3 separate regions of the Homo sapiens genome follow, and all the other regions are linked to region 3. A link is a loop called in an ENCODE intact Hi-C map of the cell type or tissue named here. Cell type or tissue: endothelial cell of umbilical vein. All regions are shown on one strand. Each heading gives the region's core, and the rest is flanking DNA. Links, peaks and the distances in the headings are about the cores only. Region 1 overlaps SMARCA2 (SWI/SNF related BAF chromatin remodeling complex subunit ATPase 2). Region 2 overlaps VLDLR-AS1 (VLDLR antisense RNA 1). Region 3 overlaps LOC101930053 (a long non-coding RNA gene).

The links. A loop is a pair of places that touch in the nucleus more often than their neighbours do. Peaks named below come from ENCODE experiments on the same cell type or tissue, not always from the same donor. Only the 100,000 strongest peaks of a DNase experiment are listed, where the experiment ranks them.
Region 1: it touches region 3 in a loop (4-fold over the local background); 4 of 110 quality-filtered maps call a loop at or near these places.
Region 2: a loop joins it to region 3, with 2.2 times the contacts of the local background. A loop is called at or near these places in 2 of 110 quality-filtered maps.

The regions. Positions count from the first base shown.
Region 1 is chr9:2,120,265-2,130,843 of GRCh38, reverse strand. It overlaps SMARCA2 (SWI/SNF related BAF chromatin remodeling complex subunit ATPase 2), which reads right to left. Exons shown (of 34, transcript NM_003070.5): 27 at 6,907-7,125. Among named protein-coding and RNA genes, the nearest start is that of SMARCA2, 110 kb to the right of the region's middle. In endothelial cell of umbilical vein, for the core only: no CTCF peak of the experiment used is centred there; a DNase peak (open chromatin) is centred at 4,663; H3K27ac peaks cover 435 bases.
Region 2 is chr9:2,566,941-2,577,519 of GRCh38, reverse strand. All of the region lies in intron 1 of VLDLR-AS1 (VLDLR antisense RNA 1), which reads left to right. Among named protein-coding and RNA genes, the nearest start is that of VLDLR, 50 kb to the left of the region's middle. In endothelial cell of umbilical vein, for the core only: no CTCF peak of the experiment used is centred there; no DNase peak of the experiment used is centred there.
Region 3 is chr9:2,464,754-2,475,332 of GRCh38, reverse strand. All of the region lies in intron 2 of LOC101930053 (a long non-coding RNA gene), which reads left to right. Among named protein-coding and RNA genes, the nearest start is that of VLDLR, 150 kb to the left of the region's middle. In endothelial cell of umbilical vein, for the core only: no CTCF peak of the experiment used is centred there; a DNase peak (open chromatin) is centred at 5,382.

The sequences.
Region 1 (10,579 bases), core at 1,241-9,240, 340 kb after region 3:
CAGAATTTAGGTAGATGGAATGCCTGCTCTTACATATAAAGAAGCAAATATATGTTTCCAAGAAATTATCAAGATGGGCCATTTCTTGTGCATGCGCAATTATACATATATATATGTGTGTGTATATATATATGTATGTATGTATGTATATGTATAATTGCGCATGCAAATATATATATATGTAATCTGTAATATAGCACTGTTATCACCTTGGGCACACACCATAGGAAAGTTACAAAACTGTAATGGATGGAATATTTGTTAACCATGTTAATATTCTCTTTCACACTTTCTAAAAGAACCATCCCTTGTTCGGGAGAGTTACTCATTGCCTTGAGCAGAATTAGGATAAAGTTGGTATGCAGAGACAAAAATGACAACATCTTTGACTTCCAAAATAGGGTAGTGAATTCCCTTCACCACCTTTACGATCAAGAGCCAAACCTAGCGGACTGGGATTCTCATCTATCGCCTTAACCACTCGGCCACGACAAGGCCGAGGACCGGGATTCTCAGAATGGCACAAGAAGCCACAGCACATGGTGCTATCACTCGGGAACAGGAAGTTGCCACGTAACAGGAAGGCAAGGAGGAGAGCCTTCTTCCATGGAGGAAACAGGAGTCAAGAGGAAGAGAAGTAAGGTCAGGATTGAATATATTACTACCTATTATATAATAAAGAATCTGTCAGGCTGGGCATGGTGGCTCATGCCTGTAATCTCAACACTTTGGGAGACGGAAGCAGGTGGATCACTTGAGCTCAGGAGTTCAAGACCAGCCTGGCAAATGGGGCAAAACCCCGACTCTACAAAACGTACAATAATTAGCCGGGCATGGTGGCATGTACCTGTAGTCCTAGGTACTCAGGAGGCTGAGGTAGGAGGATTGCTTGAGTCTGGGAGGTCAAGGCTGCTGTGAGCCAAGATTACACCACTATACTCCAGCCTAGATAACAGAGTGAGATCCTGCCTCAAAAAAAAGAATTTGTCTGGTCTTTGTCCTGGGTTCCTGACATGGAGTTTCTATGTTTGACATCTCCGTAGTGACAGGAGTAACTTTGTTCTGATAATGAAGTGTCATGTGTGATAGGCCCCTAAACAGCTCCAGTGGGCACTGGTCACCAGAAAGACCAACCACATGACTACAGGGTTGGGGATGTGAGCCAGTCTGACCTCCAGGGAGGGCAGAGAGGCTGGGGAATGAGTTCAAGCATGTGGCCGACAATCTAATCAATCATGCCTATACATTGTGAAACCCCATTGAAAACTCTGGACATCAAGGCCCAGTAGCACTCCCTGGTTAGTGAACACACTGATGAGCTGGAGGACTGATGGACGCTGACTCCACGAGGAGCAGGCAGAGGAGCCCAGGTTTCCTCCCAGACTGCATGCTGTGCTTCCATTCATTTGGCTAGTCCCCTTTTTTCGAGATGGAGTCTCGCTGTGTCGCCCAGGCAGGAGTGCAATGGCACGATCTCGGCTCAATGTAACCTCTGCCTCCCGGGTTCAAGCGATTCCCCTGCCTCAGCCTCCCAAGCAGCTGGGACTACAGGCACGTGCCACCACGCCCGGCTAATTTTTTGTATTTTTAGTAGAGATGGGGTTTCACCGTGTTAGCCAGGATGGTCTCGATCTCCTGACCTCATGTTCCACCCGCCTCGCCCTCCCAAACTGCTGGGATTACAGGCATGAGCCACAGTGCCTGGCCTAGTTCTCTTGATTTGTATACTTCATAATCAATCCGAATCCGTTGCTAATGGCACTTGCCTGAGTTCTGTGAGTTGTTCTAGCAAATTATCAAGCCTAAAGGGTTCACGAGCCCCTGAATTTGTAGTCAGTCAAAAGTGTGGGGGGCCTCGGGACCCCCAAAGTGTGGCTGGTGTCTGAAGTCAGGGCAGTGTTGTTGGGGACTATGCACTTTAACTTATGGAGTCTGTGCTAAGTCTGGCTAGTTTGTGCCAGCACTGAATTGCAGCTGGGTTGAAATGCAATACTCCCCCTTCAGAATCCAAGCCTGGGGTGTTTGGAGGCAGAGACTGAGTGGAAAGGAAGATAATGAGGCACTAAAACTGCTAAAGGTGGATTTATTGGAAAGCTAATGAAGCTTAGGCTTTAGGCCTCTCACTCACAAGCTCCTTCCAAAGCTCTGGGAGGATCCCTCACTATGTGATCCCAAATACAGTTACATACTTTTATACAATTTGCAAACTTAAGACATTTTTGAATTGCTTTCTTTAAAAAGCTCCAGGACCCACCCAACCATCAGATTCTAGAAGCTTCAGGTTTGACAACCCCTGGTGCTGACTTAGCAACTGCTGAGGAAGGGGCCAGTTTCACTGCACCCTGCATCTTCTAGCACAGTGTGGAGAAATCAGTCAAGGAGAGTTTGCAGACTTCCAAACAGAACACAAAAGAGCTAAGAGCACCATGAGGCCAAAGAGGCCAGGGGTCTTATGAGATGTGAGAATGCAGGACAGCTTCTAACTAGTGCCTGTGGCCAGGCTCCAGATTTCAACAGCACATGTCATCAAGGTCTCTAAAAGAATGAGATGAAACCAGCTGCATGTAAAGACCTCCCAGGAAAGGAGCAGACCAGCAGCTATATGCTGAGATCAGTGGAGACCCATGGGGAGCAAGAGAACCAGGATGCTCGCCCCCAATGCCGTGCTTAAACACCACGTCTTTATCCAGATGCCATCTTGGAGAGGAGGATGGGATGGGAGCCCCCGGGGAAGAGAGAAACAGCCCAGAATGTGAATGTTGAACTGACTACCACAAAAAGATGACGTTAACTTGAGACCAGCTAACACTAAGGACATCTAAGTTTCCTCAGTGGAAATAGGAATTTCAAAACAATGTAAAATACCTTTAAAAAAAAAACTGAACTGTGTTTGAAATTGTGATCCTCCTGATTAAAAACAACATTATGAATGCAGAAAAAAATTCTAAATTCCACCAACTAAACAGATTCTCTAAAGGACACTGTAGGAATTTTTAGCATGCCATGATTACAAAATAAAACCTGTCTTCAATGAAACCAAAACACCACTGGCAAAGAAAGTGACCATAACACTTAAATTTAACCTAAGTGTGCTGAGGCAGGGATGGCTAAATATTCACCAAAATTTTGTTTTCCTGGGCTCACAGCCAGACCACATTTCCATCTCCTTTGCAGCTGGAGTGGCCACATAACCAAGTTCTAGCCAATGGAATTATAACCATTTAGGCAGGGCCCATTAGACTTCCATACCCACTACTCCATGTTGTTTTCCCCACTTCCAGCTCAAGTGGATGGAGATGACCAAGCCGGCAGAGGCTCTGTCAGCCTGGAGCCCTGAATGACCCTATGGAGAACAGCTGTCCTCACCAATCAGGTATACCTACCATGGACTTTCAGGGAAGGGAGAAATCAACTTCTGTTTATTTTTCTGGATAGGTCCATGGACAGGGCATGTTGAGGTCCATCTGTGGCAGCAGTGAACATTACCCACATCTATCTATACCCTTATCTGTCAATCCAGTGCTACTTTAATTTGGCAACTGATGGGCACTTAGTATTTGTACACAGAAGTCCTAAATTCTAACAAGATACAGAGCCAGCTTATCAACTAGTCAGGAAAGCAGGCAGGTTGGCAACTACCGAGAATACTAGGAAACTGTGACTGAAGGACAAGCAAAGAAATGTTAAGAGGACAATTAAAAGTGCAATTAATATTTATCTGTGAAGGTGCCACAGAGTGGGTAGCAACTGAATTGGGCCTTGAAGGAGGAGGAAAGTTCAAGAGAAAGAGGAAGGTAGAAAAGTTCAATCCAGACTGAACATGAGTTTGCAAACATTTTATCCATGGGGCTGTGATACTAAAGACAGAAAAAAATATTGTTCTCTTCACCCCAGGGAAAAGAATCAAGGCCTCTGAGGAGAAGCTACAAGGAAAGAAGATTCTATTCAAAGGGAGGAAGAACTATTAATCAGAGCTGACCACGAACTGGAGGGGCTACACAGACAAAAAGGTAGTTTTTCCTTCTAGGGGTGGCCAGCCTCCTGGCACAGAGATTGCAGAGAATGTGATTTAAGCAAGGGATGGGAAGCTGTTCCATTCAACTGCCTTGCAGCTCTGCGATGCTATGCATCTTGGATGTCTCTGCCAAGCAGGCTTTGTACAACATTGCCAGGAAAAAGAAGAATTATTTTAGCCCTGTTACAGCATTTCTTACACGACGGTCCTTGCCAAACTCCCTTTCAAGGCCATGTTGGCTGGGTTCATGCAATGTGTTAAATCATAAGCCAGTAGAGAACATCTCTTCACATCCAGGCCCATGAGAACCCCTTCAATATCATTTCATCATCAAAAAAGCTTAACAGGCTGATATTAAATAGGATTGCTGCTGGTGAACACCAAAGACAGGAAGCATCTACTTTGAATGCTTAGGCCATGGGGCATGTTGCATCCATTGCATGTCCTGATTAATAACAAGTTGCCAGTTTCATACCAAATACGGGCATGCAGTTTTCAAAAGATTAGATTACAAAAAGATACGTTACAATAAAGCTGTTTTGAGAACAGTTTCGTCCTTCTTGGATGACTTAGTATGTTGCATGGCATTTCAGAATTACAATTATAAAAACCAATTTTCACAGTGCAGTTTTGTAAAACAAACTAATTTTCCATTTTTAAATGTGCATGTTGTAGATAAAAGGAAGTTTACTAGATGCGCTAAAAAGAGAAATGCTCTCCTAACACTGCTGATAAGTTAGTCACTTTCCCTTTCCTCTTAAGGCTGTACTTTCATTTTCACAAACATTCACTGAGTCTCTATGCTAGGCACTGTGCTACTCATCAGGGATAGAAACTGAATGAAAAAGAGAAAACAAAACAGATATCTTAAACTGGAAAACTTCCTGAGATTCATAATGTTGTTTTTCTTCAGGGCAATTCCCAATGATTATTTTTAAGAAGTTAAGTTCAGCTACATTCTTGCCCAATAAACAAGGTTATTTTGCTTTTAATGTCTGGAGAGTAAACATATCAAAGCTTAGCTTTAAAAATTTCGCCCAGCCAGGCACGGTGGCTCACGCCTGTAATCCCAGCACTTTGGGAGGCCAAGGCAGGTGGATCACCCGAGCTCAGGAGTTTGAGACCAGCCTGACCAACATGGTGAAACCCCGTCTCTACTAAAAATATAAAAATTAGCCGGGCATGGTGGTATGCGCCTGTAATCCCAGCTACTGGGGAGGCTGAAGCAGGAGAATCCCTTGAACCCGGTAGGCAGAGGTTGCACTGAGCTGAGACCACACCATTGCACTATAGCCTCAGTGACAGAGAGAGACTCTGTCTCAAAAAAAAAAAAAAAAAAGGTTGGCCCAGATTATTATTGTCCCGTCTGCTGTAATAATACTCCAGGTACTCAATTTATTGCTTAAATAAAATTTTCCCAAGCTCAGAAATATATATTAGCCAAAAAACTCTTCATATTACAGAATGAATCCTAATTACATAACTATAATCTCAATAGTGAAACAAAGAAAATTCACAGAATCATATTCTGAGGTCACTGGAATATTTGACTGGATACGACAAACTAATCACACAAATGTTCTATTTTATACACAACGGTTCAACCACAAATAATGAGCAGTGCTTTTCAGAATCACAGGCTCCCATCTTTTCAAAATTCAGGTCACGTCCCTCTCATCATACAACATCCTGAGTAAATCACATCTCAAGCGGTGACAAGACCTGTTTGCCTTTGGTATCTAATCTCAAAATTCTGCCCACTGCCTTTCTACCCATCTACCTACTTAAAACCTGGGTCCTAAAATCCATGTTTCACAAAGCTTGGGAACTGTACTCCCCTTGGATAAAACGAACAACTCCCCAAAGCTTTTGTTTTGCTTGGTTTTTACCCAACTACACTTACTATTTCCAGCATGCATTTACTGGCTGTGTCTGGAATGCACGTCCCAGGTTGCTGTGCCTTTCTAGGTACTAAGTCTACTCCCAAAAATGGGAAGTAGAGCTAACCCTTCGAATGGAACAGTCACCCGGGCCTCAGTGTTCACACACGCGACTCCTAAGAGCATTTTGATATTTCTGTGCTGCCCAAGGAACGTTCTGAGATTTCAGTCCTCAATCAAAATGAGAAATCACCATTTTCCAAAGGAAAAACAACATAAACAAACTCCCGAATAACATTTCCAAGCATCGGTGACCCGAGTCCCAGGCTCTAATCTGTGTTTGTGATGGACAGATCAGATCAAGCGGAAATCGAGCATGTAGACACATAAGCACCCACCGATTCTGTGCTTTCTAACCAGCTGTGTGTCCTGCATAGCCATGTCACCTCTCTGGGCCTCAGTTTCTTCATCAAACCAAGCAAGTACAAAGGTACCTTCCAGCTCTAAAAGTACTATGGGTCTACAAAATAACCACACAGTTAGAAAACTCTGCTATCCCTGAAAGATCTGTGCAGACCTTGCAGAAGTAAAACCTCGATTAAAGACCATGAAATGAGGGGGAACAATTACAAAGATCTCTAAGGTGCCCTTCCACATTTTGATTCTCAGTTGGAGAGAGTGAGGCATGACCAGGCAATTGGTCATAAAACATTAGTGGGTCTCACAGCTCTCATAATCCTGTGCTTCCAATGGCCAATTCTGCTCTAGCAAAAAATCCTGCATATTTTTTTCCAAGCACCGCCTTGAAGTGCAGAACGCCTTTATCTTTTCATGCAACAGCACAATGACTTTATGCAACAGCAGAATGACTTTATCTTCTGTGTTCAAGAGCCCCTTCCCTTTGATTGCGAACTCAACCTCCTCAGAAAATCCCAGCTCTAGGCCCCTGGTTTCTCCAAGCCACCAAAAACCCTCCACCTAGTGAGAGCGGGTTAGAAAAGCTAGGCTTACCCTTAGCCACTGCTTCTCCGTGAGGGCGTCACTGTAGTCCACGTCACGGCGCTGGCGGGACCCCCTCCCAAATATTTTCTCCTCCTCTTCTTCACAGGTGAGCCTTTCTACTTCAGCGTCATCCTTAATGATCCAGGAGGGCAGCTCATCCTCCTCCATTAAACGGGGCTTCCGTTTCGGGTTCCGGGCATCTTCCCTCCGCCGGTCCATGTCCATCCGCTGGAGACATTAATAAGAGGGTCACCGAAAGTCAGGGCTTCTGTATGGTGCAGACTTCCCAGCACTACACAACTTCCCCAAGTCACTTCCTATGGCTGCAGGGTCCCTTTCAACCTCTCTCATCCTGGTTGGCTTGTTCTAGCTCATCCCTAAATATCTAGGGAGAGATTCCATTAAGTAAAATCCCCTCCCTTTTTCTGTACCCACCTTTTGAAACTTATTCATACATTTAAAAAGTACTTTTAAAGAATTTCCTTTTCTTAGTCTGTGTGTATGCAAAGCTCCCTCTTTAAAGTAATAGTGGAAAAATTCAAATTGGGAATGCATTTTAAAAATATGACCTCTTGGCTATACAACTCATTGCTTCCCTGGAAGAAACTTATTCTTTGAGTAAAGAAAAGAAAGATCTTTAAGAAAGTTTCCTTTTATTCAATAGGGCTTGTGCTTTGAACTAAACAATCAGCAATAAAAAAAAAAGGGGGACCCAAGGTATCAGTACAGAATAGCTACCCACAGTTGGACATGTGGAAGAGACATAAATGGTTTCACTGGTCCATTGGCCATGAATATACTAACTTTTCAATACCTCATGGGCACTGTCTGAGGAATGCTCTTCAATTCTTTACATTTTAAGCTTTGTGCTCTTATGAATATATTATACCACAGACAGAGAGAGCTCAGAGGTAATCGCATCCCAACTGATCTAGTTGTAAGTGAAATGGATTCCTTTCAGAGCCTTCAAAATGCCTACTTCCCCACCTTCTCTCTTTTTAATAATCCAGTTCACTTGTAAATAAACTAAGGGCCACACACTTGGCTTTAATCTATAACTAAACAATACGATGGATTTTTAAAAAATAAACTGCCACTATATATCCACAGACATTATGTATAAACACTAGCGAGATGTGTCATTTCCACAATGAAATGGACCATCAATCATTGTTATTTACCTTTTCCTTCTTCCTTTGGTTCTACCATACTGAAATTGGGATTCAATATTATGTTTTCTTAAAAGCTAAAACTGATAAAATGTAAATGAAATATCTACGCAAACCCAAATATGACCTCTAGAACCTATTTTAAAATTAGTGGTCAAAGCTCTTTATACTTCTTCCACATTTTTGGAAGTCATTACATTTCCAGAATCTGGTAGGCTTGGGAGACAGGTGAAGTCCCATTGGTTGATAAATGTGGCCACCTTGCTCTGTCATGTGCTATAATTAGCTCACGATGCTTAATCCTGTCTTCTAATGTTTTGGTATGAGAAATGGATCCACCAAACCTTCATAACTGGCACACAGAGGTTGCCTTCTTTACAGCAGTTCTAAAGAGGGGCTTCGTGAGGCAACCTCCTAATAGTTATTAGAGAGCTAATAAGAAAAAAAAAAATTTTGTTAATGTCCTATACTGAGATGACAAAATACTGCCATTTCAATCTTTGGTTTTACTGCTACTATTATCTACAGCAAAAAAATAGTCTTTGAGGTATGTTTAATCAATACATTTCTATGGACATTATTCTTGCTAATATATTTGTCCACAATTGAGAAAATAAATCTTTTCTGATAGAAAAGTAAATTATGCACTTGTTTCTTTTTTCTTTTAGGAAAGGTAGATTCGATTACATAAGATAAGCTTAAAGTCTTAATAACTGCATCTCTCCCTAGAGATTTCTACCCACAAAATACCAATATAATTAATTCAACATTATGGCAAAAGTCAAACTTACTATTTAGTTACTTTGTGAATAATTGGTCTTGAGATCTGATTATAAACCTTATGCTTACAAGTACAATTAGTTTTAAAAGTGCTTTTTCCCTTTGTAGAGAACATAGCATCTAAAAGCTTAATGTTTGTATGTTAGCAAAATGTCTCAGATACTTATCTTGAGCTGCCAAAGATCTTTTTGGTAAAATTCCTAAGTAATTGGTATAAAAGATACTTTTTCTGAAGTTACATTTTTAGAAAGAGAAAGCAAGACATGCTTTTTTTAAAAGACGTTATTTTAAATAAACTATCTGCTTATCATGTGTAAACCAGTGTCTATGATACAAAATCAAATAATAAGTTTGCATTAATTTTATAGAGAACTCACTCTTTTCTAATAATGGATAAAGAGTTTAAATATTTAAAATCCAAAGATTTATTCTAGCTCACATTCCATTCTTGTTTCTCACCAAACTTTTTAATCTGTAGCTGGCAGAGATTCAAATTTTATTTCCTGCCCCCAAGTGGAGGTGCTAAGGAATAGTGAATTGGCCAAAGGCGGCCGGTGGATTAGAAGAAACTAAACCAAACCTAAAATCTGTCTAATCCTCAAAATAGAAGCCAGCCTTTAAGAAACCAGCAGAAAATTCACAAAATCAAAGTGCCTACAAAAAGTGTTCCCTAGCCAGCCTCACCTGTGTTACAACCCTGTTCTTTGAGTGGTAAAATAGTCCCAAATTAAAAGAAGGCTGTGCCTTCCAAGATATTCAGATTGTTTCTGAGGTTTTCAATTTCTACAAATAGCCCAAAAGTAAGGCAGGAAAGTACACTCACCCCCTTACTTCAGGGCTGCTGAAAGAATTCTCCATTTCTGGGCCTAATCTAATTTGTATAATGGCAAGCAGCTTGTCCTCTCCAGTGTCTTGAGAGTATCTGCGGCTTTAGCAGTGCTGAATTATTGCCTAACAGTGATCAGCTGAGGGTCTCTTGCTTGGGTGTTCCCCAGTAATCTGCCTTTTAATTAGTTCTTCAAGGACAGAGGGGATGTCTATTTCTGATGGGTATCTTTAACCTCCCTAAATAGAGAATATTGTAATCTTTGATTATGCTGACCAGTGTGAGTTAAGAAATCTAGAATTTATGAATGCCCTACATTGACCATGCTGTTAAGTCTTTCTTACTACCATTCCTCTCTGAAATAGCTTTACTTGGGAAGGGTGGTTCATTTCGGGGACGGAGGGAGAAAGGGAAGTGCATATTCCAGTTTAGTAGTTATTCCCACAGCTACCTGAATTTTCCTGAGAAAGAAAATTTTATTGTGGATCATTATATACAATCAATGTTCCCAGAAAAAAGCCACACACACAAAACCCCAAAATAACATAAGCCTCTCCAAACAGGTGGAGTTCCATTCTGTCTAGGCTAAAAAGGTGGAGATTGCAAACCCTGTGGATCATATTTGGCCCACAGTTGTGTTTTGTTTGGCATGCAGTGTTATATAATAACTTAAAAAGTTGGATTTAGTTGCAGTGTTTTAAAATCTAGAGATCACATATAAACACCTAGACTTCAAGCTCCCCTTGAAAATTTGTCATTTCTGGCGACATAGGTCTCACATTTCTACCTTGCAGCTCTGTCCCCCCATAGACAAAGCATCTCCAGTACACCTACCTCTGCCCACTTGCTTCACACATGCAAATTACTCATGTAAGATCTGATGGCACTCAAATTTGGGACCTCTAAC
Region 2 (10,579 bases), core at 909-8,908, 100 kb before region 3:
CTTTATTTGGTGTGTATTGTTTTCTTTTTTTTTTGGATTTGGACTTGATTTATTTTCTCTACACCATCTTCAGCATGAAAGTGATTTGTTTGACAATTAACTCACATTATAAAAGCCAACATTATACACAGACATAGCAGTTACAAAACATAGTGTGTATACTAATGTAACAGAATTACAACTAGTATATTGTTTTCAAACAGTGATTGAAAAGAGCACTGAATTTAGAGGTAGGTATGAGTTAGAAACCTCTCTTTGATCCCTTTTTAAGCTGTTTGATCTTGGGCAAAGAACTCAACTTCTTGAGTTTTGCCTTCATCATCTGTGAATTGGGAAGAATAACACATTCTCTCTTATAGGAGGCTATAGTAATAATTTAGGTGAGAGTGTTTAGTAAACTGTCTCACAAATGTAGCTATTTCTTACACAAACATTTGTTAGCTGCCCTACTGTCTCTAAGCTATTATGCTTGGCCAGATGCTAAAGTTTGCTGGGGAGACAGATAGTAGACACCTAACTGCACTACTAGGAACCTGTGCTTATGAGATAGACAAGGGAGAGTCAAATCATTTTCTTCTTGGATTTTTAAATTTTTCAATTGCCACTCCTAAAGTTCTGGCACCTGGCCCATAGAGTATTTGTATCCATTTTATATATTACCCACATGACACACTTGGCTGTGCTCCAGAGGTGGAAGTTGAAATCAGTAAATGTTCTCCTTATTTGCTTTATAACTAAGCTCCATTTCCTTTCCTCTCTTATATCCTGGAACCCTCAATAATATATACGTGGCGTAAAATGTACATGAAATAACAAGTCACTACTCAAAAAGTACATTTTTTTTCTCCTCAGAGCCTTATTAGCAATTGGCAATCTTAAAATTTCATCTCCTAAGCAGGGTCCTTATCAGATATTCCTTGACCCCCCTATGTTAAGTGTCTTAGCCACTCATTGTTAAGCCAACTGCTAAAATCTTAGAAAAATATTTCAGCCTTCTCCTACCCCATCCCCCACCCCCACAAGCTTCTAGCTTCTTCTACCTACAGCAAATGTTAAAACTGGTCAGAAGTTATATTATTTACTCTGAGAATAATAGTCTTTTGCAGTTGATGCATATCTTGTCACCCAACCACAGTAATTATAGGTTTGATGTGAACTGCACACTAATTATTTTTATTATTCCAGAGGTTTCATAAGCAACAATCCTCCCTTGCTCCCAAATACTCTCACACTCTGAGGAAGGGCTAACATCTAAAAATATCATCTTAAGTATATCCCTGAAGATAAAATAAATGCTAGCATATGCATTTAATGTTTGCTCCTCCTGCCCCCATCTTTCAACCATTCGCACCAAAAATGTTAACAGTCAGAATATAATTATGATTTCTCAAAGGGAACTCTTTTCTGTCTGAATTTGAGAGGGCTTCAAGATTCTTCTCCTAACTCAGATGTGAGGAACAATTGAAGGCTTTTCCCTTTTTCCTTAAGTTAAAAACAAAAAACAGAAATCATGGTCTGCATTGTTCACTTTCCCAAACAGCTTTTAGTTATTAGCAGCCTAGAAAACAAATGTAAATACTGAACTTCCAAATGCCAGAATTTAACTTGGAGTTTGAAAGTAGACAATGAAGACACCTAAACAGTCAAAGTAAACGAAACAGCACCCATGGAGCATATCCAAATGTTTATTTTAAGCAAAATTTAATCAAGCAGTTCACAGGAGATTAGAAGCAGTGAATCAGAAATGGAAATGCAGTCACCCTATGTCTAGTCAGGTCAGGCTGCCATAACAAAATACTGTCAACCGGGTAACTTAAACAATAGAATTTTTTTTCTTATAGCTCTAGAGGTTAGGAGTCCAAGATCAAGGTGCTGGTCAATTTAGGTTTATGGTGAGGGCTCTCTTCTTGTCTTGCAGATGACCCCCTTCTTGCATGGCCTTTGCTAGGTATGTGCACATGGAGAGAGAATAAGAGTGAGCTCTTGCATGTCTCTTCTTATAAGGGCACTATGCCAGCATATAGGCCCCACTCTCATGACCTCATTGGTCCCTAATTACCTCCCCAAAGCCTCACCTTCAAACACATCACATTGGGTTAGGGATTCGACATATGAATTTGGGGGAGATACAATTCAGCCCATAGCACCCTGCAAAGTCAGACATAACAATAGCAATCAAAAGAAAGTTGTTGTTTGCTAGGGAAGGACCAAAGAAAAATTGTTATCTATTTTTTTTAAGTTTTGTGTTTTGTTTTTTAAAGACAGGATCTTCCTCTGTCACCTAAACTGGAGTGCAGAGGTGCGATCATAGCTCACCATAGCCTTGAACTCCTGGACTTAAGCAATCGCCACCCTCCCTTCCCTCAACCCCTTGCCTTGGCTTCCTAAAGTATTGGGATTACATGCATGAGCCACTGCACCCAGCTAATATTTTATTTTTAAGAGTGGCCGTTTAGTGCAGGGACATATCCCTCTATGGAGGTCAGTGGTTCCTGTGAGCATCATAATGACTAATGTTCACAGTAATGATTCTGAGTCTCTAGGAACTATATTCAGTGTCCTTTGTTTAAGAGGGCAAGGAAGAGTGTAATCTATTTTAGGATTATTTTTGTCAATGTACCTAAAGTATTGGTGTGTCTGTGGGTTGTAATCAATCATTTGAAATATCCATTTATGTGGAATGGTTTTCTAAAGCCTGATAAATCTTATGCATTAACAAACACTTAATAAGTATTTTCTAGGGTCAGTCAGTAGGAACAATTGTTTTCTTCTGAATTATGCAAGAGATAACAAAATTTAATGTTGGTATTTCAGTCCTTGAAAATAATCCACTAGGTTCTTCACTGCCTAGCACCAAGGTTGAAAATAGTGATTACAGTGCTTTCTTATGCAAAGGAACAATGCCTTGGGTCATCTGTGCCTGCTCTTCTCTCTAGGGCATAGGGAAGTTCTTTCCCTCTCATAAGTGCACGCTTCATTCCTGCACCTCATTCTAAGCTCTGTGCATGTTCTCTCATTGGAGAAGCCTTCCCTGGTCACCCTATTAATAAAATAACAGACTTCTATCCCCAGGCTGTATTACTCATCGTCTCTCTTTGCCCTGCTCATTTATTGTCTATTCCATCACTTCCTCTACCCCTACCAACATAAGAGTCCCACCAGGGATGTTCACAGTGATGTTCTCCCTAGGTCCCAGAACAGTGCCTGGCACTTAGTATGCACTCGGTAAATATATGTTGACTAATTGATGGCATAATTCCTTATCTTATTTAATCCTTGTGGCACTTCTTTTATGGGTTGGATGCTGGTATTTTGATTTGATGAACTGAGAAAGCAGGCTCAGTAACTTGCTGAGAGAATACAGCTACTATGGAGCTGAGTTTTGAACTTTTGTCCTTATGACTCTGAGTTCAGCATTCATCATATCACACTTTTAACCCCACCTAGTGATGTGGAACTATATGGCAATGCTAGTGAGTGCTGGCAAGTGGCATTCCAGGATTTGGTCATTGATGTTTAATGGGAGGACAGAATCATTAGGTTACAGCAGATTTACAGCTGATAATGAATTTTTTCAAGAAATTAAGTTGTGACCCATCTATGTATCTATTAATCAAGATTCCTCAGTCTCAACAGGGAGGATAATAAATTTAGTTTTTGTTTGTTTTTGAGACAGAGTCTTACTCTATCACCCAGGCTGGAGTGCAGTGGCTCAATCCCAGCTTGCTGCAATCTCCACCTCCTAGGTTCAAGCAATTCTCTTGCCTCAGCCTCCTGAGTAGCTGGGATTACAGGCATGCACCACCACACCCAACTAATTTTTGTATTTTTTTAGTAGAGATGGGGTTTCACCATGTTGGCCAGGCTGGTCTCGAACTCCTGACCTCAAGTGATCCAACTGCCTCAGCCTCCCAAAGTGCTGGGATTACAGGCATGAGCCACCATGCCCAGCCAGTTTACGTTTTCTTTGTTTTAATTTTGTTCTGAATGAACAAATAGAAAACAACTTGCTGATTAGTCACTGTGTTGTAGTAATTATCATTTATTTCCACATCCCCCTTCTAGATAGACAACCATGTCATAACAGGATCTAGAGTATACGTAGTCTGGTCCAGAGACAGAAGATAGGAGGTTAACCAGATCAGAATCATTCATTCAAGGATCAGAGTTATATAACCAGCCACAGGTCAGATATAGAATGTTAGACATTCAATTTTTAAGATTTTCAGCAACAAAGTCTCCTTATCAGTGGCCCATTAAAGGAATACCTTGATAGTATTAAACAAGAAAGGTGCTGAAGATTAACCAAGTTCCCACACTTGCCTCTTACTGCTGCCTCTTTGGCCAGGGCAAAGCCAAGGTCAGATGCAAGGCTGACCCTGACAGGTATGTGACTCTTGAATACACTCTCTTAGCAATGGGGAGTCAAGGGAGCCCCATGAGTGACAGTTAGTGTATGTTTTGGTGAAGTTCATCTCTGAATGGACAATGTTGTCTCACAGATTGATGCTATTAGGGTTTTGTTTATGTGTAGATAATACTCTGCAGACATTTATCTTTTGTTTTAACTTAAATGGCTGCAAACAAGTCTGTTGAAACACCAGGAAATAGGTAATTATATATAAATGTGTTTTAAAAAGTTAAGCATGCAATGGGCCAACGTAAGTCAGCATATATTAACATTGCTTAGGGGGCAAATGTGTTTCTGGAACATAAAACTAGGAACCTAGCATGAGGTTTGTTTTCCTGCACACATCGTTTACCTATATATTTTTAGAACAACCATTCCATGCCAGGTAATGTAGTATATGCTCACAGTATACAGACATAAGACCCAGCCTGTTCTCAAGGAGCTCAGGACATAACAACTTCTCCGTGGGCCACTTCTAGACTCCTGTGTTTCTGTTTCTTTCAGCTTACAAGAATTCTAAAAGAGTGATATGGTTTGGATATTTATTGCTGCCCAAATCTCATGTTGAATTGTAATCCCCAGTGCTGGAGGTGGGGCCTGGTGGGAGGTGTTTGGTCATGGGGTGAATCCCTCATGGCCTGGTGCCATCTTCATGACAGTGAATTCTGGCAAGATCTGATCCTTTAAAAGAGTGTGGCACCTACCACCTCCACTCTCTCTTGCTCCCGCCTGTGATGTGCCTGTACCCCCTTTGCCTTCTGCCATGATTGGAAGCTTCCTGAGGTCTCTCCAGAAGCACATGCTGCTGTACTTCCTGTACGCCTACAGAACTGTGAGCCAATTAAACCCCTTTTTAAATAAATTATCCAGTCTCAGGTATTTCTTTGTAGCAAGGCAAGAACAGCTTAATACAAAGAGGAAATAAAAATTTGAGATACATGAAAAAGAAATCAATTAATTAGTTTAAAGTTAGTTTAATTGTTAATTAGAGGAAAGATACAGAGATTGTATCCTATAGTTTTTCTTCCTTCACACTTAATGGAGGGTTCTAAGTATGCAATCAGAGAAAGATATTAAGATAGAACAGATGTAAAGACTTTCCCTTTCTGACCTTAAAGCTGTGAAAAGATTTATTTACCTATTACATGTATCTTATATGTGTGTGTATATGTGTTTGTGACCCTCCGAAGTGTGTATGTCAAATTCCTAAGCCCTAGTATTTCAGAATGTGACTAAATTTGGAGACAGATCTTTAAAGAGATAATGAAATAAAATGAGATAATTAGAGTGGGCCCTAATCCAATGTGGTTGGTGTCCTTTGAAGAAGATGAGACTAGGATGCAGACAGTTACAGAGGGAAAATCATGTGAGGATAAAAACAGAAGATGGCTATCCGCAAGTCAAAGACAGCAGCCTCAGATGAAACCGACCCTGTCAACATCTTAATCTCAGACTTCTAGCCGTGGCTCTGAGAAAATAAATTTCTGTTGTTTAAGCCACTCAGTGTATGCTACTTTGTTTTGGCAGCCCTAGAAAATGAATACAAACACAGTATCCAAATATAAGGACCTTAGTTCTAAAGATTTTAAGAACCCAGAAACTGCACACATGTATCAGGGCTAGTTTAGAAAGAAATATTCTCAGGTGCTGGATCATACTGGGCTTGTGAAGCTCAATGACAGGATGAAAAACAATCCTGGCTGAATAGCTACGTGGATGTGAAGGGCTCTATGTCCTTAGTAGCTCATTGACTCAGTGAATAGTTTTTAAGCTCCTGCTATGTGCTAGGTATTGAACTAGGCAAGGAAAAACAAGAATTTGTCCTCGAGGCACTAGTTACTGTTGGCGGCAGCTGCAGTGTGAGGTCTTCTGAGTAATGTGAACAGGGCACATAACTGAGCAAGGGGGTTGTTCCAGGTCTGTATTCCCACTATCACTGGGCTACACTTGGTATTTTTTGTTTATTTCTCTTAAAGCCTTCTTTTTTATTATTGACCTTCTCTTTTTTATTTTATTTTTTATCTTTTTCTAAGTGGCTACATACTGGATATCAACACTGGATTTGTAGTAGTTCAGTTAGGCTCCTAGGAAGTCATTCAGAGAACGTGTTGCAGTGAATCAGACTGTGTTAACTCTGACCTAGAGTGTTATCGTCTGTCTGGCTCAATTCCAGAAGAGAGAACCTCCTCCTGTGACCTCTTCCCCTGTATCTCAGGCCATAAATAGGTGCTGGGGCCCTGCCAAGTTGGGTCACTGTGGTTCATGAGGGACTGTCAGTTTCTTACAAACATTACGCAGCTGCAAAATTGCTATGCCACCCAAGGTGACTCATAAAATCTGTCCCTCTTAAAAAGGGAATATGAGAAATGTCACCTCCTGGCTACCACAATAATGCAACTAGGAGTTCTGGTTCTCCGCTGACTACCCACAGGAGTCCTTAGAGGAACCACACAGGAAACCTGGGAAACCTAACACTCTGATTCCAAGGCAAGTATTAGGAAGCAGGGTAGAACTTCTGGGTATTTTAGTCCAGGATTGTGATAAAATATAAACGATGTTTGATATTTACTTGTATTAGTCAGGGTTTTCCAGAGAAACAGAACCAATAGGATATATGTATATATATGTATATATGTATATATGTATATATATATGTATATATGTATATATGTATATATATGTATATATATATGTATATATGTATATATGTATATATATGTATATATGTATATATGTATGTATATATGTATATATGTATATATGTATATATGTATATACATATATACACACATATATACATGCACATCTATACATATGTGTATGCACACATATATACATACACATCTGTACACATGTGTGTGCACACATATATACATACACATCTATACACATGTGTGTGCACACATATATACATACACATCTATACACATGTGTGTGCACACATATATACATACACATCTATACATATGTGTGTGCACACATATGTACATATACGTGTGTGTGTGTGTGTGTGTGTGTGTGTGTGTGTGTGTGTGTGTGGTGGGGCAGAGAGAGGGAAAAAGGGAGAATTATTCTAGTTATTTTAAGGAATTTGCTCACATAATTATGGGGTCTGGTATGTCCAAAATCCGCAGGGCAGGGCGGTAGGAGAGAAACTCAAACAGGATTTCTATGTTGCAGTCTTGAAGCAGAATTCTTTTTTCTGTGGGAAGCCTCAGTTGTTAAAAGGCCCTCAACTGATTAGATAAGACCTACCCACATTATGGGGCGTAATCTGCTTTACCTAAAAAATCTACAGATTACAAATATTAATTACATCTACAAAATACCTTCACATCCCATCTAGACTAGTGTTTAACCAAACAAGAGGGCACCATAGCCTAGCCGAGATGACACATAAAATGAACTGTCACACCACTTAGAACTGAAAGAAGTAATCGGAAGCCTTTGTCATGTTATTGGGGAATAAAGATTTCAAGGAAGTTAACTTGTCACTTCAGATTTCTCTCTCTTTGAATACCTTTAGTCTTGGGGTTTGCAGTCACTGTTTCACAAGGCCAGCAAGTTCATCTTTGGATAACTCTCATAGTTGACAAATCCTTGCTTGAATATGTTTAATCCCAATTCTTCTCCCTGTAACTATAATGCCTTAAATGCAGCTCTACCCCTTGGAACAACATGGAAGCAGGATGAAGACCAATTGATCTTAAATAATGTCCCAACGTATGCTGTATGGAATATTCATTTTGTCTGATTCTTAGTTTAGGAGTGAGGGATAAAGAAGGCTCTGTGGTCAAATAAATTTGGGAAACATTGCTTACATGCTGTTGCTTTGGAAGACACAAACCAACTAAACTAAACTGTAGCCTGGCACTTCTCATATACGTGACCTTGGAAAATTGTCTTTCTTCATCCTGTGCAATAGACATTGAAAATTTCTACAAGTCTCTCTGACACCAGCCTTTAGTTTAGACGTTCCATCCCTCCAGTTGGTCTGCATCATGGTTGTTGTATCAGTAAGCTGTGTTTTGGAACAAACCACCCCAATCTTTAGTAGCTTAAAATAATAGCCATTTATTATTTCTCCCAAGTCTACAGTTCACTGGGTGATACTGCTGTCTGAAATGGGTCTTGACTGATCTCAACTGGGTTTACTTATGCATCTTCAGCCAGCTGGTAAGTAGGCTAGGGGATGGCTGGTCTAGTGTGGCCTTGGCTGGGATGACTCAGCCCTATTTTATGTGTCTCTCATACCCTTTCACCTGGCTAGCCTTGGATAGTCTCATTGCAGTGACAGGGGTTGAAGAGAGAAAATGGAGACATGCAGGCAAGCACTTTTCCAAGTCTCTCCTTGCATCAAGTTTGCTGAAATTCTGTTGGCCAAAACAAGTCACTTGGGGCAAGCTCAGAGTCACAGTGGCATGGCACTACAGTTATAGGGCAAAGGGGGAGGATATGGGGTGACCATTAATTGAGGCCATTGGCTATATTCATCTAATGCAGTTATCAAATGCAAATCTGAGAAATGGTGCTGAAATGGCTACATCAGAATTAACAGAGGAAGCATAGTAAAAATGCAGGTCCTCTGATCTCTACCCTTCAGACATGCACAGGGTAGGATTGGTCACCCACAGTTTTAAAAACTCCTTAGGTAACACTGATGATGAGCCAGGTTTGGAAACACCTGGTTTGGACTCCTCTTTTATTAAACAATGTTAACTAAGCTCATGCAGTTATAAATTCCATAAGGGATATAGAAAGAGGTTTAAGATGAAGATGTTGGTGCTTCTTCCTAATGAGCTTCTAGTCTCAGGCAAATAAGATGGTAAGATAGATAGCAACAGGTCAGCTTTTAATCTCATTGCTGCCATGCCTCTTTCCTGGCTTAAAATCTGTCCTGGCTCATGGGATCCCTGCAATTAGATCATTTACTCAAACTGTGACTAACACATTTTATTCTGGGTGTGTGTGTGCCATGCCCTCTATCAAGAGAAGCAGCTGCAGAAGAGGGACTGAGCCCAAGTTAATCCTAATATAGCCAGACTTAAAAGGGGTGGGGAATAGATGATTACTACCCCAGAGACTGAGGATCCCAAGAAGTCAATGGAGTAACTGTTGTAAGGGTGTTGACTGTGAAAACACATTAATATCAAGCATTATCTGAACCTGAATAAAATCAAATCTCCCAAATATGTATACAACTTTTTCCCACAAATCTATTTATATGTTGTTATGATTAGTAACATATAGGTATTGCTGAATTCATTATATCTAGTTATTTGTATGTGTATATATGTATTTATATATCATTTCAGTCAACAGTTAATGAAGATAGAATAACTAATAGCTTGTGGAAGTTCATATAATTTTTTACATTCACAAGTTGGACACTTACTGGGCTGCTCTGGCTGCCATAACAAAATAACATAGACTGAATGGCTTAAATAACAATTTATTTTCTCACAATCCTGAAGGCTGGAAGTCCAATATGAAAGTTCCAAGAGGGTTGATTTCTGGTCAGGCCCCTCTCCCTGTCTTGTAGATGGCTGCTTTCTTTCTGTGTCTTCACATGACTTTTTCTCTGTGTATTCATGGGCAAAGTGTTAGCTCTGGTGTCCTTTCTTCTTCTTAGAAGGACATCAGTCTTCTTGGATTTGGGACCCAACCCAGTGATCTCATTTAAACTTAATTATCTCAGTAAAGGCCCTGTCTCCACATATAGTCACATGGGAATTAGGTCTTCAAACATGAATTTTGGGGGAACACAATTTAGCCCTTAACAGGAACCATTGTGTTAAACTATTGCTGAGTATAAAATGCCCTCACTCCTTGCTGTTGCCATTTGGGATCTCCTCCAAGATATGATTTGGCCCCAGAACCTTTCCTACTCATTTCTTCAGAGTGATGGCTCTCAAATATTTTTGGACTATAGCCATCCCAGTGGTTCAAACGACCTCTTGACTCTCTACCTTATATGTTCAAACTAGATTATATAAAGCATTGAGGCCCAAAATATGTGGATTTTATGCCTACTTTAAAATAGTAAGCTTATGTATCGATTTTGCATTCTAGAATGCTGCAGTATAAGTTTAATCAAATAATTTGCAGCTAAAAAAAGGCAAGCAAAATTTCTTCACATCAGCAATGAACGTACTGCTATACAGGCAT
Region 3 (10,579 bases), core at 1,428-9,427:
GATTTGCTGCATGTAGGGATTTTCATTTGAAAGCTGATGGGGCACAGACATATTTTTTCTCCAGAAGAAAAAGAGCTAAAGTAGAAATTAACCCCTACTTCAGCTTTTACCAAGAAAGCTCACACTGATTATCCAAGCACCCACATTATTATATATGTATATATGTATTGATTAGTTTGGTAATTTTTCAATTTGCTAGTTTCAGAAACAAATCTGAACACCTTAAACTCTTCAAGGAACTTTAAAAATGCATTTTACCTCCTCAAAACATGTAATTTATGTGAAACTTCCTTTTGTTGTTCCCACTATTTTTTAGTTATGTCTAGAAATATCATCTGGACAAAATATGTAGGCACTTTATAAATATCATTTGACAATTTTCTGTTTAATTAGCATGTTTTTTCAATTCTAAGGCTCTCTTAGTGCTGCATGTTAGCATTCTGAAATCAGGATTTGTGCACTGTAATTTCAGTGAACATTTCATTGAATGTTTCCTGTCTGTTTCATCTCTCGCTTCCCTACCTCCACCTCCCATCCCCACCCCCAGTACCAAAAGGCTGTTATTGAATCGATGTTGCTTCTTGGCCATTTTAGAATTGAGGGTCTGTGGGAAATGCATGCTTAGAGGATGGATAGCTCTCATTGACTTGGCAAAAATGAAGGAGTGAGAATATTGTCTGGATAAATAAGGCAGAAAAAGAATTCCTTTGATTTCCAAACCAGTATCTCCCCCATCCTCTTTATTTTGAATGTGGCTCTGTGTATGTCTGACAAGTGTGAGTTTGAGACGACTTTTCTGCAATGTCTAAAGGAGCATAAAAAACCATATCAGGTGCCTTAAAATTATCTCTAATATTTTAAAGTTATTTTAGTAAGCTGATGAGGTCGATTAGTTATTGGTGCTAGAGGGAAAAATTTTCCTTTTACCGCGAGATTAGGTTAAAAACCTTAGAATCTTAAAATGTTAAATTAAGGGAGAGTTTTAAATGTTGTCCAGCCCAGGCAAAGTTTGGATAAGGAGTCTTGTCCTCTAGGAACCTTCTTCTAGCTTTGGGTCCAGAGTTCTGTTTGGTAATTCTTCAACCCGATGATTATGAGAAGTTCTTAGACTCCCTACCCGTTACTTTTGAGCTTAAAATACAAGCATTTAATCCAACTTAAATTTTCTGGTTGCTGTAAATGGATTAAGTTGCTTACCCCTCAGCAAAATGTAGGAGAGATTTAGGGGTCAGACAGACTATAGTTGAAACCTCAGCTGTGTCACCTCTTAGCTTTGTGACTGGTCACGTTACTTAATGTCTCTGAGCCTTAGTCACTTATTCAAGTCATTCAAAAAATGATTGGTGCAAATTAAATGTGCCAGCATAAGCCTAGATGCTGAGTATACATTGCTAAACAACACAGACACAGTTCCTGCTCTTAAAGAGCTCTGCTCATGAAAATTCATGAGAATGAGTTGCCAATTACAAAACAGAGGATAAGTTCTGTGATAAAGATAACCTCAGCTTGGAGATGGAGGCACATGGTGCAGGCAGGCCTTTTGGAGAGATTACATCAAAGCTGAGATATGAAGGATGTTAGTAGTAAGGCAGTTAGGAGGAATTAGGAGTGCCTTAACTTCCTCCACTGTAAAATGGGGGCACACCTTCCTTATTGGGTAATAGTCAGAGACAATAAATATAATGCATCAGGAATGTGCCTGACTATTCAGTGTAGGGCCAGAAAACATGTATTGAATATATACTACTATAGGCAATGGGGTTGAAAAATGACTAGGATGCTGACCCCATGCTCGTGGGTCTTGGAGGCCAGAAGTGTAGCTCTGGTTCCCTGTATTGCCTCTGTTGCTCTTGCACACTGTTTGGACTTCCTTTTCACATGTCTGAACCGGGAGGCCACCAGCTTAGTGAGGCCAGGAATGCTTCTCTCTTGCTTACTGATATACCCTTGATGCTCCCAGGTTCCAGGTCCCTGTGGATCTTATCTCCTGCAGCAGATGTGGTGGGTGTCCTGCCACCTCCATTTTCTTTTCCAGATCACACCTGCCCAACTTTCAACTGCCAGTGCCTACATTTATTTGTCTGAAAGTTTCCTCTGAATGTTGAGGCCCATTCAGCTCATGCAAGAGGAAGAGAGGCTGGGAATGTGAGGGAATGAACCCTGCCTCCCAGATGTTTTCAACAGTGTCAGATAACAGGTGATGGATAAGTACACCAGCTCCCTGGCCCTTGGGTGGGACCGCTCCAAGGTGTGTGTTCTACACCGACTCCCAGAATCTCCCCAGTGGTATTTAATTCTAGTCACCCATAGTGGAAACCTGATGAATAATTTACTGTCCATTGACTGTTTTCTCTTTTGTCTCACTTCCCCCACTTCCTTACCAGTGATTCCTGGGATCTCCCCTCCTCCATTTATACTTCAATCCTTGTCTCAGGGTCTGTTGAAAATAAAATGTCCCCTAAGCATCTAAATCCCTGTGCTATTTTTAGGGAATGTCACTGCCTATGAAGAGCCCATCTCCCATGATAGGAACTGAAAATGTCAGATACACTTGCATCTCCAGCTGTCCTTGCAGCCAGGATTAGGCACATGACCCGTACTTTGCCAATCAGGCATACCCACCTCAGTCTCTAAACTGGAAGCTAATGTCGTGAAGAGGTAGGAAAGCCCAGAATTGATTCTGTTGACAGATGGTGGAAGATACAACAATCTGAATGGTAGCTTCCAGAATCCAGTGTTGGTGACATGTGGTGCAACCGAAGACGTGGAGCATGGCAGTAATGGTGGCTTTGCCGGAACAGTTCTACTTTGAGATTTTTGAGCACTGCTCCTTCCTTTGTGGTCTCCCAGCCTGCTTCTTTGATCCTCTTAGAGATTCTTTGAGCTCTCCAATATCTTTATATTTCTTTCCTGCCAAAATGCTAAAGTTTGTTTCTATAGTTTGTAACTAAGAATGCTGTTTGTTTGTGCCCATCAGGATCCAGCCAGGAAAATAGCCTCCTAGGTCTTTCATACAGATTGGATTTAATACAGATACTTGGTTAAAAGGATGGTGGAGAAGCTGGAAAGCCCTACAAGAAGCAGGGAGTAGCCTAGCGATTAGTACCAGCTAGAAGCTGCTATCACCCTTAGGGTTGAGGGACACTGAAGGAAGAGCTTGTTGTTTAACAGGAGATAGACCCACAGTAGGAGCTGAAATAGGCCTGTAAGTAAAAGGCAGTTGACATGTACATGTAATAGAAGCTCAAATACTTTTTGGCTAAATGAAGAAAGAGAATAATCAGGGAGAAGTCTGGGACCAGAACTGTATGTTATACCAATTCTAAAAGGTTAGGGGAATAGGAAAATTCCGTCTAAAAAGAAGCAATCAGAGAAGGAAAACAGGCAAAGGTAGTGTGTCCTGGAAACCGTGGCTCTGAAATAATCAAATCTGCCAGACTCTTAACTGAATTTCTACCAAATAGACCTCTGAATTCTTCACTGAGTCCAAATAGAAGACTCGGAGTGCTTATCCATAAGCTGTGGGCATCATAGCTTCTAATCCAGGCTATTCCCTGGGTAACTTGTGTTATTAAGTGAGGATAACAGTGCTTGCCAATTTTACTTGGGCAAGATGAGAAGCAATGAATAAGGAAGATTTTAGAATATTTGGCAAAAGAGAAATATGTCACAGCAGGAATCTTAACTGATAAACTAGAGATAAGCACATTTATTCTCACAGTTTTAATTTATGGACTATCCTATATGGCTTACATGAATAAAAGGAATGTATTACCTCTGTTAGTGACAGCGCTGCCTTACTGCATAAGAGAAAGCAAAGGTCTGTGTTTGACATTTATGAGAAGAAACATGGTCAAAAGGAAAGAGCATAGTTCTTTTTCTTTCTTTCTTCACTTATTTATACCTCCTTTAGTAATAATTATTAATTTTTAGTATGTATATATATGTATGCTAAAATCGTATACATTCATGACGTATAACATGATGTTTTGAAATATGTGTAAACTGTGGAATGGGTAAATTAAGCTAATTAACATATGCATTGTCTCACCTACCTTTTTGTATGTGGTAATAACATTTAGCATCTACTCTCAGCCATTTTCAAGTATACAATAAATTGTTAATAGCAATAGTCACCATGTTATTCAATAGATTTCTTGAGCGTATTCCTCCTGTCTAACTAAAATTTTATAACCTTTGATCAATATCTCCTCACTCACCCTTCCCTCAGCCCCCAGTGCCTACCATTCTACTCTTTGCTCTTAGGGGTTTCAATTTTTTAGATTCCACACATAGGTGAGATGGTGCCTTGTCTTTCTGTGCCTGGTTTATTTCACTTAATATAATGTCCTCGAGTTTTGTGCATGTTGTTACAAATGACAAAATTTCCTTTTATCTTAAGGCTGAATAGTATTATGTTGTGTATATAGAACATGTTTTCTTTATCAGTTCATCCACTGATGGACACTTAGGTTGGTTCCATTTCTTGGCTACTATGAATAAAGCTGCAATGAACACTGGGATGCAGATATGGGGAAAAGGTATAGATTTAATATTCAAACAGACCTCATTTTTAATCTCAGCTCTGCTTCACATTAGCCTTGTGATTTTAAACATGTTTTACAGTGAGTTTCAGTTTCTTTATGTTTAAAATGGGTATCATAATAATAATTCCTGGCTTAGAATTATGAGAATTTTTATGATTATGTGGACAAAGTTTCTCCCACGATGCCCACACAGGATGGGAATTTCATAAGTATTTGTTCCCTTCCTCAATCTCTCCCCTTCCCCTGCCCCTGCTTTTTTTAAAAAAACAGAAACAAAAACAAAAAAACATTGCTCTAACCTAGGGGAAAAAGTGAGAAAGTAAACTGAAATACTTTTTTAGGACAGAAAAGCTGGCATGGCATGAATTGGTTTTATAGAGAAACACTTAAAGGATTTAACCCCCCCAAAACTCCATGCTCCTGCTCATTACTGAAAGCACCAAAATCCCTGGGAATTATAAATCCAAAGCCATTTGGCTCAGAATTTTACATGTTAAAAAAAAATTCATTTGCATTTATTTTGCTTCTTACAAAATCGTCACTTCCCATAGCTGTCATAAAATATCTACTTGCTTATATTTTGTGTGAGATTTCATGCTTAGGTGGTGTCTTGGTGTTTCTGTGACCCAAGCAAGGAGTTCCTGTGACTGTGTCACACTGCTTCTTCTTGACACAGCTGGAAATATGATCGCCTCAAGGCCTATCACAAAGGACTGGCCCTTTGCTACGGGTCAGCAATAGCAAGGAGTGTTGCCAAGACACAACACAAAATAAGACCTTTAGGTCTCCCTCTGGGTTTCTGGAACAGCTGTCTCTAGCTCAGCTGTTGAAGTTTCAGCTCCTTCATTGAAATCCAAACACATCTGTACCCCAGACAGGAAAATGCCTAATGAGTTGTTTTCCTCCATGCTGGCTCGTCTTGTGGTTTTTGTGCAGCCTTTAAAGACAGTGTGAGTGCTGAGGACCTCAACAGGTCCTGCCCAAGGATGGAGGCGCCACCCGGTGATGGGTCACTAATGTAGAAAAGTGTCATGACACCCGGATGTTCACAACCCTCAGGCTGTTCACAGCTTGCCATGGCTTTGAAACATCATGTGCAGCTCAGACAAATTCAGGCCTCACTTAAGTGTTATCCTTATGCGGGCAACCTGCATGCCTTCTCTTTCATCTTTTTAATGATTATTTGGCAGAATCCTTTTTTATTCATTTAATTTCAGAGCACAACAGGGATATTTATCCCTTTATTTATATGTCAGTTACCTGTAATTAAATGTCAGTTTTTAGTACTGTGACTTGCTGTTTTAGGAAATACTATTTCAAACCAAAATGTACTCTTTCTTTTTTTTTTTTTTTTTTAATGGGTGATTGTAGTGTCAAGCCAAACTTAACTCATGTTCTAGGTAGAAGAGGTAAAAACAAAAAGTTTTCCCTCCTTCACTATTAGATTATCTCTGCAGGTTCCTTTTCCAGACAGGAAAAACCCTTTCAGGGTAATGGAGACCCATGTTATGGGTTCGTGGAATAGAAGGTTCTTCCCTTCCTGGGAATGCTTCCTAGCAGTGCAGACTCCACGGTGGGCACTTCCACCATGACCTACAATCTTGAGGCTTCTCTTAGAACTTCGTGCTTCAGAATCACTGCAGCAGCGCCGGTTCTCCTGTACTCCTTCCTTCCTTGCCTCCTTCTTTCTTTATTTATGCTAACCAAATGCCATAGTTAACCAAGTCCTGTTCCTTGAGGATTAATTCAGATGTGTTTAGCCATTTATTTTAATATCTAATTCCATATTCTAAATAGAATACTACCTCTACGCACTTCTATTATGGTAAATAACGATTTCTCCCTTAAGTCCCGTTTTCCTCCCTTTATCCTTCCAGTTTATTACATCACAATTTTCAGGATTTGCATTATTCCAACAATGGAAATATTTTCTGCTGAGCCAAGGAGCATACTATCATTACAATTCCTTTCTTGTTCAATTATCCTTTTTCCTAGAGCTGATAGTTTACTCATTTAAAAAAATGACTTAGTTTTCTCTGTACGTGTTACTGTCTTTGCTTCCCCTAACATCCAGCAATATTCAAGACACTGTTTTCATCACAGTATCAGTGTCGCATTTAATTTTTTTATGATAACTCTATAAGGTAGGTAACTATAATCTGTATTTCACAGATGGGAAGCATGAAGCACAGAGAAATTAATTGGCTCACATAAGATGGTAAGTGGCAGAGCCAGGACTCGAACCCAGGCAGTCTGACTCCTGCACTCATGTTCCCAAGCACAAGACATACAGTATCTCAATGTATAACTACCTATATTAGCAGCTGTACCACCTAATCCAATTAGTTGAATTTTTTTTTTAATGGAGCTCTTCCTCCATATGTCTCTGGACTCTTGTATCTGTGTTGCTTGTTTTCTAAACCTGTGTACGGTTATCATATTAAGACTTATTTTCATTATTGTCCAGGGAATTTCTTTCATCTTCCTCCTGTGTTGATTCCTTATTTTCTGGATATTGTTTTGTCTTTCTTGCATTAGGTGAAGCTCATCCTTTAGAAGACTTCTTGAGAAAATGTGCATGGGTCAAGATTTCTTAAATCTTAAATGTCAGAAAACATTTGTATTTTTCCTTGCTAGTACTGAGTATTGACTGCCGTTTTATTCTTGATCATGTGTATGTGACCTACTGTTTCCTTTCTTGAAAATTTTACTGTCTTCCTGGTGTACTGAAGTTTTATGACAGAGCTGGGTCTTTTTGCATTTATTGTGCTAGTTGCTGAATAGGACTTTTCAATCTGGGGACTCACGTTCTTCAGGTCCAAAAAATTTTCCCATAATCTTTCTCTTGACATATTTTTTTCTAGATCCTATTGGTAGGATGTTGGGCCTGCTGCACTGGACTTTTAGTTTCTTCTGATTTGCCTTCTACTTTTTCTTAATGTTTTGAGATATTTCCTTACCTTTATTTTCCAAATCTTACACACACATGCACACATAATTTTAGTTATCATATTTAAATTTCTAAGAACGTTTTATTTTTTAAACAATAAGCTTCATTTATTTCTCTTTTTTTCTTACTAGCATCCTAACTTTAAGGATAAATAGCTTATCTTATACCTCTGAGATCATTAAACATAGTTTGATTAAAGTTTTCTTCTTTAGTATATTGTCTCTGTTTCTTTTGAGTTTCCTTTCTTCCTTTCTTCTGATTTGATGTCTCTGTCTTTTCTGCTGGAGGCTTTCTTGAAATGTCAGATAATTCTTGGCTATCTGTTCATATTTTAAAAGTTAGATATTAAAAAATGCCAATAGGAAGTCCTATGCAGTAGGACTTGGCTTGTTGCCTATAGGGCACACTGTGGAATAATTGGTGGAATTGGCTTCTTAATTTTGCAATCCCTATAGATCAGTACCTATAGGTCTTCATTACTAGAAACAAGCTATAGAAAGTAAAAACAAAAAAATTAAACTGCCATGGACAACCTAGTGTTTTTGTGTAAGTCTGTCTGTGGGGTAAAAGTGGATAGCTTTTGGGTGTGTACACCTCCACATTGCCTTCCATGATAAATAATAACTTTCACGTGGAGTTTACAAACCACCAGAATCACTAAGAGGACCTGTTATTTCTATGTGCCTTCATTTTTTGCTCTGTTTTTCTTCGTTGTTGTTGTTGTTGTTTTCTTATCGGACTGCTCTGCTGTTTGACAAAGAATTTTACCACATGCCAAACACAACGTTTTGGGAAAGGTCCTTATATTCCTATGTGGAATATCTCTGCGCCTGGGCATGGGGTGAGCAGGCATTTGGTGACCTCTCTGCTTATGTTGCCTGGTACCCTGAGGCGCTGGCAGAATTACTGTGAGGCCATTCACCTTGTCTCAGCCTGAAATCTACTCTGACAGGTTTATTGGCTCTTAAACATGTATCGAAGCAGAACGTCTAAACTAATATAAGGTTTCACTCATTTGCACTCTCCAGGGAGAGAAAGAGAGATGAAAACTGTGAGGGGTGAAACTCCACAGAAATGTAACTCCACCCCAACCCCATCCTTGCATATTTACCAAGAAATGGAATTTATCATTTCTTTCCTATTTTAGGTCTTTTTTCTGTCAGAGATTTTCTCAGTCCATTGGTATGTGAAAAGTACATTGAGGAAAGGTAATAAGATCATTCAATCAATAACTGCTTTATTCCTTCATAACATATTTGTTTAATAAGGGAAAATATTGAATAAGATATATAAGAAAATTGCAATCTTCTCTAGCTTTTCTAGGAAGTGGGATGGAGAAAATGGTTTGAATTTAAATAAAAGTGAATTTAGAGCAATAAGGAAAACCATGTAATGAAGATCAATACTAACATTATCTATTTTTTATTGATGAGAAAAATATAGCTTGGAGAGGTTGAATGACTAGGCACAGCTTACTCAGATGGTAAGTGGTGAAGTCACAGCTCAGTCTCAGGTTTCAGTTCCAAAGGTCATGTATTTCTATTGCACCAGTCAGTAGTCTACAAACCTGACTGACATAGCTTTCTAGCTCCACCTCCTTAGCATACTGAAATTCTTCTATGTGCTGAGGCACACAGAACTGCTGGATAAAACAAAACTATTTTGCATACGTAGCTGAAACAGAGACAGACAGGTAAACAGAAAGAAAAGAAAAAAAAAAGAGGAAATGTCCATGTGCCACAGAGAAGGAAGAATCTTATAGTCAATGTGGTAAATGCATGAGCTGATACCAGAACAGTACAGAGGATATTAGACATGGCTATAGGATCTAACAGCTATGGGTTAGGCTTTAACACACATACACAATAAAGGACTTAACCTTGGGCCTGTGAAAGGTGAGGACTTAGAACTGAAGACCTGCTTCCCTCATACAAGGGGACTACAAAACACATTGTTCGTGTACTAGAAAGCAACTGGTAAAATTCTCACTGATTAGATATCTGGATGAGAAAAAGTTCCCCACAATAAATGGAAATTTAAAAACCTGTGCTGGCTGGGCATGGTGGCTCATGCCTGTAATCCCAGAGCTTTGAGAGGCCAGGATGGGGGAATCACTTGAGGCCAGGAATTCCAGACCAGCCTGGGCAGCATAGCAAGACCCAATCTTTACAAAATCTCAGAGCTCTGAAATGCCAAAGTGGGAGTATAGCTTGAGGCAAGGAATTCAAGACCAGCCTGGGCAACACAACAAGACCCCGTCCTTACAAAATATAAAAATAAAAAAATTAACTGGTCTTGGTGGTGCACCTATAGTCTCAGCTACTTGGAAGGCTGAGGCAGGAGGATTGCTTGAGCCCAGGAGTTCAAGGCTGTAGACTTCTATGACTGAGCCACTGCACTCCAGCCTGGTGTTAGAGCAAGACTCTGTCTCTGAAAACAAATCTGTGCTGTGCATGGGTATTGAATCCAAATTTTACACTATTTGCATAGTACAGGAATCTCAAATGAATATATTAATGTAGATGTCATAATTACTTCAAGCAAGTAAAACTACTGGAGTTTCCAGAAGAATCAAATGTAAAACTTGTCTAAAATGATACTACCACATCTTAAAGTACACAGGGGTGCCACAGGGAAAAAATACTCTAGCTGAAAATAAGTTTACAATGAAAAAGAACAAACCAAAAAAAAAAAAAAAAAAAAAGATCCAAATAAGGGAGAGTCAGCAGACACATGTGAGAGAAATAGCACCCCCAAGAACCTGAGATAATGTAACAACCTAAAACTGTCTAGAAATTAAATATATTTACACTCATTAAAGAGATAAAGAGAGGAATAAAAACTCTCATGAAAAAAATAGGACTAAAAAAGAAAGGAACATCTGAAAAACAACCAAATATAACAATTCAAAATGAAAAATCATGAATAAAGTTAAACATAGTGGCCAACTTTAAAAGCAGATCAGGCATGGTTGAAGAGAGAGTTGGTGATATGAAAGTTGTATCTGAGGAAATTACCCAAACTGCTGCAGAGAAAGATAAAGAGGGCTACAATCCGAAAGGGAAATCAAGAGATATGGAAG